2 separate regions of the Mus musculus genome follow, and region 2 is linked to region 1. Evidence: chromatin contacts called from ENCODE Hi-C or POLR2A ChIA-PET data. All regions are on one chromosome and are shown on one strand. Each heading gives the region's core, a stretch centred on a gene start or an enhancer-like site at or near the end of the contact. The rest is flanking DNA. Distances are from core to core; before and after follow the strand shown. Region 1 holds the start of Tigd3 (tigger transposable element derived 3). Region 2 holds the start of Map3k11 (mitogen-activated protein kinase kinase kinase 11).

What was found. Hi-C counts contacts between places; a loop is a spot of excess contacts on that map. ChIA-PET counts read pairs that join two places held with the same protein, here RNA polymerase II (POLR2A).
Region 2: a map of left cerebral cortex shows a loop between it and region 1 (2.2-fold over the local background). The contact joins the promoter of Map3k11 here to the promoter of Tigd3 in region 1. A Hi-C loop is called at or near these places in 1 of 37 maps with a recorded cell type or tissue (left cerebral cortex). POLR2A ChIA-PET finds 5 or more read pairs at or near these places in 1 of 5 experiments (Patski).

The regions. Positions count from the first base shown.
Region 1 is chr19:5,892,489-5,896,464 of GRCm38, reverse strand. Tigd3 (tigger transposable element derived 3) reads left to right here and starts at 2,337. Exons shown (of 2, transcript NM_001362045.1): 1 at 2,337-2,495; 2 at 3,348-3,976. The coding sequence starts at 3,365.
Region 2 is chr19:5,686,823-5,690,798 of GRCm38, reverse strand. Map3k11 (mitogen-activated protein kinase kinase kinase 11) reads right to left here and starts at 1,668. Exons shown (of 12, transcript NM_022012.3): 1 at 1,533-1,668; 2 at 1,287-1,322; 3 at 1-1,110. The coding sequence starts at 552. It overlaps Pcnx3 (pecanex homolog 3), which reads left to right and starts at 1,891. Exons shown (of 35, transcript NM_144868.3): 1 at 1,891-2,802; 2 at 3,161-3,348; 3 at 3,581-3,680. The coding sequence starts at 2,650.

The DNA of each region.
Region 1 (3,976 bases), core at 1,088-3,587:
TAGATTACATCTATGGATGGTTGTGAACCAGTATGGTTGCTAGGACCTCTGGAAGAGCACCCAGTGCTCTTTACCTCTAAGCCATCTCTCCAGCCCAAATATTAACATCTTAAAAACATGAGCTTGGCCATGGAGGCACAGGCCTTTAGACCTAGCACTCAGGAGTCAAGGCTAGGCTGGTGTACAGAGCAAGTTCCAGGACAGCCAGGCTAAATATGGAGACTTTTTTTTTTTTAGATCTGTTTGTTTGTTTGTTTGTTTGTTTGTTTCGAGACAGGGTTTCTCTGTTGTAGCCCTGGCTCTCCTGGAACTCACTCTGTAGACCAAGCTGGCCTCAAACTCAGAAATCCTCCTGCCTCTGCCTCCCAAGTGCTGGGATTAAAGGTGTGGGCCACCACGCCCGGTTATTTTTAAAATTTTATTTATATGAGTAAACAGTAGCTGTCTTCAGACATACCAGAAGAGGGCATTGGGTTCCATTTCAGATGTTTGTAGGCCACCATGTGGTTGCTGGGAATTGAACTCAGAACCTCTGGAAGAGCAGTCAGTGTTCTTAACTGCTGAGCCATAGCTCCAGCCTCAGAAAACCCTGTTTTAAGAAAAAGTATTTGAGTATATGCATGTTAGTGCAGAGGCAGGATGAGAGGGTATCAGATCCCCTAGAGCTGAAATTACAAGCAGTTTTGAGTCACTGAACATTGGTCTTTGTGGGTTTTGTTTTGTTTTGAAGAAATATTTTGCCTGCATATAAGTCTGTGTACCAAGTATCCAAGATAGCCTGGAGCTGGAGTTAAAGGTGGTTTTGAGGGGCTGGGAATACAATCCAAGACCTTTAGAAGAGCAGACAGTGCTCTTCACCATCTCTTCAGCTCCTGAACTCTGGTCTCCTGTTTAAACTGCTAAACTATGTCACCAGCCCCACTTTGAGATTCTAAACAACTGGGAGATGGCTCAGCTAGTTAAAGCACTTTTCCCTTCTCTTCTCTTCTCTTCTCTTCTCTTCTCTTCTCTTCTCTTCTCTTCTCTCTTTTTTCCCCATTCATTTATTTATTGGCATCGTACCCCTGTCCAAGACAAGCACTTTGACTGTGAACCTGACCACCTGAATTTTGTCCCTGCATCCCAGATAAGGAGCTGGATGATGTGTGTTATTCCAGCACTCTTTTTTTTAAATTTATTTATTATATGTAAGTACACTGCAGCTATCTTCAGACACACCAGTCAGATCTCCTTAAGGATGGTTGTGAGCCACCATGTGGTTGCTGGGACTTGTACTCAGGACCTTCAGAAGAGCAGTCGGGTGCTCTTACCCGCTGAGCCATCTCACCAGCCCTTATTCCAGCACTCTTAGAGGGACATGGAAGTCAGAGACAGAATCTGCAGGAAGCTTAACATCCAACTGGGAGTATGCTACACAGCAAAGCCCTGCCTCAACAAGGAAGGGAACCCCTCCCAAACCTCTCTAGCTAAATACTTATATATCGACTGAAGTGTGCTCAGATTTTCCTAGAGCACCCTGAGGTCACTGTTGCCAGAGAAAGCTGAGCCCTGGCCTGCTACTGCACAGAGTTGTCTGGACTATGCACTGCCTGTTCTGCTATGTAGGCCAGGAGTACAGGGAGTCAGGCACTAATCCTTAGCAACTGAGTAGTCTTGAGGGCCAAAAAAGAAATGTGCAGATGAGACCACTAAAATAGATTTAAGAGAAAATATTTGGTTCGCAGGAGACGACACTTGGAGAGACTGACAGCATCCAGTGGTAAATGGATAGGCTCAAAACCTATGAAAAAGTGGGGTCCTGGCTGTTTAGGGGCAGGGAGGGCTAAGTTATCTACACCTAGTTACAAAGGAGGGAAGTGACTAACAGGAATTTAGATCTTGCCGTGACCCACCAAAACTGGTTAAAAAAAAAAATGTCCTTTCTTGCCACCGGTGTATTTTGTAGGCCGTTGGCAAGACCAGAGGCCAGCGCTGTCCATGGTAACTCTTTTGTGACTAAAAGCTTACATTCATTCATTTTCTCCTTTCATCTTGTTTCCAAAACAAATCCTGGAGGGCCGGTATCCCAGTTAGGTACCACGTAGGGATGGGGTCGAAATCACCTGGGTGGCTGTCAAGGCACGCCGGCTGGTCGACAAGTGATAGGCACTAAGGCCGGTTCTTCCCGCCAGACCCCTCCACTCAGGAAGCTCCTCCTCCGGAGGGCTGACAAACCGCCACTTCCACAGCATCCAATCAGATGTAACTGGAGGCGGGACAAGTTGCCGCTGATGGCTAATCAGTTTGTTAGGGCGGGGCTGCGGAGGGGCCGCGACGAGGTTTTCCCAGCCTTGAGAGACCCGGGTGAGGGCTGTGCGCGCTCTGCGCGCGCCCGCTCCAGAGCAGCCTCTCGGCGCGCTCTGTCCTCGGGTCGCGGCGCCCGTCACTCTCTGGTTCTGCTGAGGCCCAGGAACCTGGCTGGGGCAGGGACTGGAGGCGCGGGACGGCGCCTGGAGGTGGGTGCGGAGCGGGAGGCCCTGTAGCCGGGTGGGCGGGCGGGCTGGGGTCGACGCCTGTGTCCGTCCAGCCGACTGACGAGGGGTCAACTCAGCGAACCAGGGCGCAGAGCCCAGCGCTCGAGCCGCCTGCTTCCTGGCCGGTGCTCCCTTCTCTCTGATATCACTCCAGGCTATCACTGGGCAGAGGACACTTCTTCCCTTTTGCCCTCATCCTCCTCACCCTGTCTCCCTTTGTCGTCTTGGCATCTTCACTCTCCTGGTTGAACCGTTGGGTAGCTTTACCACCCCGCCTTGCCAGCGCCGAATTGTACTAGCGCCTTCAGACACCATCCATCTGGCTTTGTCATCTGTACCATCTCACCTGTTCATCTCGACTCTGTCCGTTCAGTCTACCACCTGCCTTCAGCCATCAAAATTCAACCTAGGTCCTCCTCCTCCTCATCTCCTCTCAGGGGACTCCTCCCTGGCACCCTGAATGTCCCCTACACCTGCCCCGCTCAGCCTCAGCCCCAGGCCTCTCCTTGTTTTTGCTCCTTTGTTGTCCCTGCAGCTGTCTCCTGGTTGTCTTTACAGCTGTGCTTTAGCCTCTATTCATCCTTCCACCCCATCAATACCAAACCCCAGCCCAGAATTCTCTCCACTTCGGACCAGAAACACTCGACTCTGCCAGCTCTCTTCTGGGTCTAGCCCTCTCCTCCCACAGCCTGGCCATCTCATGTCTCTTTCAGCTGGCCTGGTCTCCTCCAGCTTTCTGCATTCCAGAGAATTGCTCTGGCTTCAGGGGTCCCGACCTCTTCTGTTCTTCTTGCTCTCAGCCATTGGCACGCTCTCCTACTTTTCTTCCCCCAGCAGCTTCCCAGGGAGTCATGGAGCTGAACACCAAGAAGAAGCTTCACGCCCTGTCCCTGGCTGAGAAGATCCAGGTGCTGGAACTCTTGGATGAGTCTAAGATGTCCCAGTCAGAGGTGGCCCGGCGCTTCCAGGTCTCACAGCCCCAGATCTCACGGATCTGCAAGAATAAGGAGAAGCTGTTGGCAGACTGGTGCAGTGGCACAGCCAACCACGAGCGGAAGCGGAAGCGTGAATCCAAATACAGTGGGATCGATGAGGCTCTACTGTGCTGGTACCACATTGCCCGAGCCAAGGCCTGGGATGTAACGGGGCCCATGTTGCTCCACAAGGCCAAGGAACTGGCCGATATCATGGGCCAGGATTTCGTGCCTAGCATTGGCTGGCTGGTCCGCTGGAAACGTCGAAACAATGTGGGCTTTGGGACTCGCCAGGTCCTTGTCCCTCTGTTCCCTCCTGAAGCTCCTCCTGCAGTTCTCCCATCTCAGGCCCAGCCACCTCTTTCTCTTAAAGACTTCTCACCAGAAGATGTTTTTGGCTGTGCTGAAGTACCCTTGTTGTATCGCGCGGTGCCTGGCAGAGTGTTTGAATGTGATCGGTTGCAAGTACTGTTATGTGCCAACAGCAGA
Region 2 (3,976 bases), core at 419-2,918, 200 kb after region 1:
GCACACAGCTTTGAGGGCAATGATGTTGGGATGGGCCAGCATGGCAAAAAGCCGGGCCTCCTGTCGAACACTCTCAGCTGTTACACTGATGTCCTCATCAGGGTCCTGTCGGGCTGCCTTCACAGCCACCAGCTCCCCTCGCCAGCTGCCACGGTAGACCTTGCCGAAGCCACCGATGCCGATCACCTCCTCCAGTCGCAGCTCCTGGAAGCTGGCCACCTCACAGGGGGGTGGGCCTCCACCCCGAGATACATAGTTGGATGGAAAAATGCCCACCTGGCCACCCACCTGGCCCGCCCACCAGCCCTCATCTCCTGAGATGGCTGCATCCCTGGACAGCACCTCCACACGGTCGCCCTTCCTCAGGGCTAGTTCGTCCTGCCCATTGGGCTCATAGTCGAACAGGGCTGTCCAGACAGGATTGGCATAAGCTGCTGTTGCCTTCGGAGACCCCTCCGGCCGGACTCCACCGGTACCCCCGCCGCCCCCACTGCCACTGCCGTTCCATGACCCCAGCGGGCTCTTGAGGAAGAGGTTCTTCAAGGGCTCCATGGCAGGGAGCCGGCGTTGGAATGTGTGGGGGACCTTCTTCGGGTGCCCGTGGTATCCACCCCCGCTGGCTTGTGAGGCCCTAGAGCCGGAACCTGGGCATCCGGGCCCTGGCCCTCAGCCCCAGACCCACGCCTCTCTGGGGAGCCAGGAGTGTCGCCTCCCGGCCCCCCGCATCTCGGGCTTTTGGAGGAGGGCACCAAGGGCAGTGTGGTCAGGCTGGAGGGGTGGGGCCCACTGGCCTCCGGCGCCTCACCATGGCTGAATTGGAGCAGCAGAGTCCCTCAGTTCCGAAGTAGTCCTGGGAACCTGGCTTCAGCGCCCGCCTACCGTAAGGTGGGGCCTGCCAGGGTCAGCGCCCGGACTCTGGTTGTTGTCTCCAGGCACAAGAGGTAAGAGAAAGTCCCCAGTTGAGCCGAAGCTACCTCTTCTTGGGCTAGTGCCTTGGGCCCCGACAGCTCCGACCCCGGTCCCTTCTTCCTCCTCCCTTTGTACTTTGGCCCCGGGGGCGGGAGGCAGAGGTGGAGGGTGGAGTTTCACTTTTTTCCGCTCTTCTCCCTCCTGCAGGAAACAGCATCAGATGACGTGGGCGGGTTGCACCGCTCCCCTCCCGGAGGCTCCCGGCAGCTGTGCACGGGAGTTCCCGGGGAGGTTGGCCAAGAGAGGTAGAAGGCGGGCCAGGTAGTTCCTCCCGCCTCCCCCGCCCCCAAACACACCGGCACAACTCTAAGCCTTACGTTAGGTGCTCCTCTGCTCACGGTCGAAGTGGATCTCTGCAAAGACAGAGAAGAATCCTTGTGTCTGAATTCTCATCAGCCAAATCACCCTTGTGATTGCCTCAAAACCAAAATCTGGTCTTGGCTACGAAGTTGCAGAGCTCTTTAAGATTCGTTCTTTCCATATATGAAATAACAAGATACCCTGCTTTTCAGTGCTAGAGGGGGATGTGAACAGAGAAGTTTGGGACTTCAAAATCGGCTTACACTTGAAGCTCTTGGAACCATTTAAAATTATCTTCCTTTCACCCGAGAGGCAAAAACCTGAAACTGTCGTTCAGAACTTTGCCCGGGATTAGATTCAGAGTTGAAGGGCCTTCAACAACCTCTTCGTTAGTTCATCACTTGTCCTGTGTCTGTTACTTTAAGAAAGCCTATGTCATCCTGTTCGACTACTCAGGCCTGATCAGGATCACTCTCTGCTTCGGCTAAGCTCTGACCCGGAAGTAGAGGCGTAAGCCAAGCGACAACCATGATTTACGGTCTCGCACTAAGGAGAGGCGGCCCAAGTCGGGGGTGTGACCCGGTAACGCAAACTGGAAGTAGCCGTGAGGAGTCCCATTCTCCAGCTTTTCCCCGCCTCCTGTAACGCATTGGAAAAGCTTTGCGCCAGTCATCAAGTCGTTACCCAATGGCGACTCACCCGGCCGTCCCATATTTTGGTGGCTCTAGAATTTGACTGCGCGCGCGCCTAAGATACCTCTGCATCCCGTCACTTCGCTACTTCTCCGCGCTTGCGCACTTCTGCCGCCAGGTTTTCCTTTTCCGGGTCCCAACAGGTTCTAACGGGCGCATGCGCCAGTGCAGGCTGGCAGCTCGCGGCTCCTTCTTCCGGCCTCCCCTTTGCGCCGGCACCGGTAGAAGCGGGGCGAACGCAGAGCCCCAAGCGAGTGACCTGCGACCCCGGAAGTGGACCTCAGGGTCCCAAGGATTTCTCCGGTCCGGAGCCAAGGGACCTATCACTGGCACTCCGAGAGCACCTATTCCACGCCCACCTCTGGATGCCGCCGACGGGTGCCCAGCCCTTGCCCTGCGCCTGCTTTCAGGCTCGGCGCTTTACAACAGTTCTGGGCCACCGGAGGGGGCCCAGGCCCCGCCTCTGATGCAGTCCCACCCCAGTATCCCGGCCTGATCCGCTGACTGCCTGGGCCGGCCCCGCCCCCTGCCTGTGCCCTCACCCTACCAATCCCCTCCCCCGTCTGGGGGAGGCCATGGCGTGAAATCTAAGTCGGACCCCGGGACCCTCGGGCGCCAGCGGGGCATGGGCCGGGGGCCGCCCCCATGAGGGTCCCGGGAGGAGGGCGTGCGCAGCAGCGGCTGGGCCATGGGGTCTCAGGTGTTGCAGATCCTGCGCCAGGGGGTGTGGGCCTCGCTCACTGGGGGATGGTTCTTCGATCCGCATCAGAGCACCTTCTCCAACTGCTTCCATCTCTATGTCTGGATCTTCTTGCTCATCTTTCCCTTCTTGCTGTACATGGTGAGAGGCTGCCACCACCTGTAACTATGGCGAGAGGGAGTGTAGTCTGGAGGGATGGGCATCTTGAGTCCTGGGGCGTGGAGTGAAGCGAGTCACTGTAGAGTTCACTGTAGAGTTTACTTTGGTTTTATATAGAGGAAAGACCAAGTCTTTTCTGCATGGAGTGACCTTGAGCGCCTCATTTAATCTACCCGGTTAAACAGAGGGCTACCCCTAACAGGGCTCTTTGTACTGTTGCATGAAGGGGTGATGAAGTTTTGTAAACCGATGAATCCTAGTTCTTTACAGTGGTGGCAGGTACACCCTCAAGGGAGCAAGGGTTTTGTGAGAAAGGATCCAACTTAACTGTCATCTCCAGGTCCTGCCCCCCAGCCTGATGGTGGCTGGAGTGTACTGCCTGGTGGTAGCTGTCATCTTTGCTACCATCAAGACTGTGAACTATCGCCTGCATGCCATGTTCGACCAGGGCGAGATTGTGGAGAAACGCAACTCTACCATGGGGGAGCAGGAAGAAGAGGCTGCCCAGGGGGAGAGCAGTCTCCCAAGGTGAGTGGCTGTGGGCTGTGTCAGGGATTGTCCTTTCTCTGTGCTTGGGATTGTGGCTGTGTCTTGGAGGATAGAGAAGGCTGAGGGGACAATGGCTCTAAGTACTTGCTGTAGTCAGGGTTAAAGCAGTCGAAGGGAGTCTTGAGGAGGAAGGGGTGTTACGGATGGCGAGAAGAAACCGTAAAGAGAGCACAGCTGAGAGCTTCTGCTCAGCTCTTCTTCCTGTTTGCAGGGACCCTGGTGTGGAGATGACGGTGTTCCGGAAGGTGAGCTCCACGCCCCCTGTACGCTGCAGTTCCCAGCATTCTGTGTTTGGCTTCAACCAGGTTTCGGTGAGTAGGCTCCCCTCGCCGCTGTCCTGGGAGTCAGCCCCTGGTGTGGGCCTGCTCCCAGCCTGCTCCTGGGAGTCAGCCCCTGGTGTGGGCCTGCTCCCAGCCTGCTCCTCGGAGTCAGCCCCTGGTGTGGGCCTGCTCCCAGCCTGCTCCTGGGAGTCAGCCCCTGGTGTGGGCCTGCTCCCAGCCTGCTCCTGGGAGTCAGCCCCTGGTGTGGGCCTGCTCCCAGCCTGCTCCTCGGAGTCAGCCCCTGGTGTGGGTCTGCTCCCAGCCTGCTCCTGGGAGTCAGCCCCTGG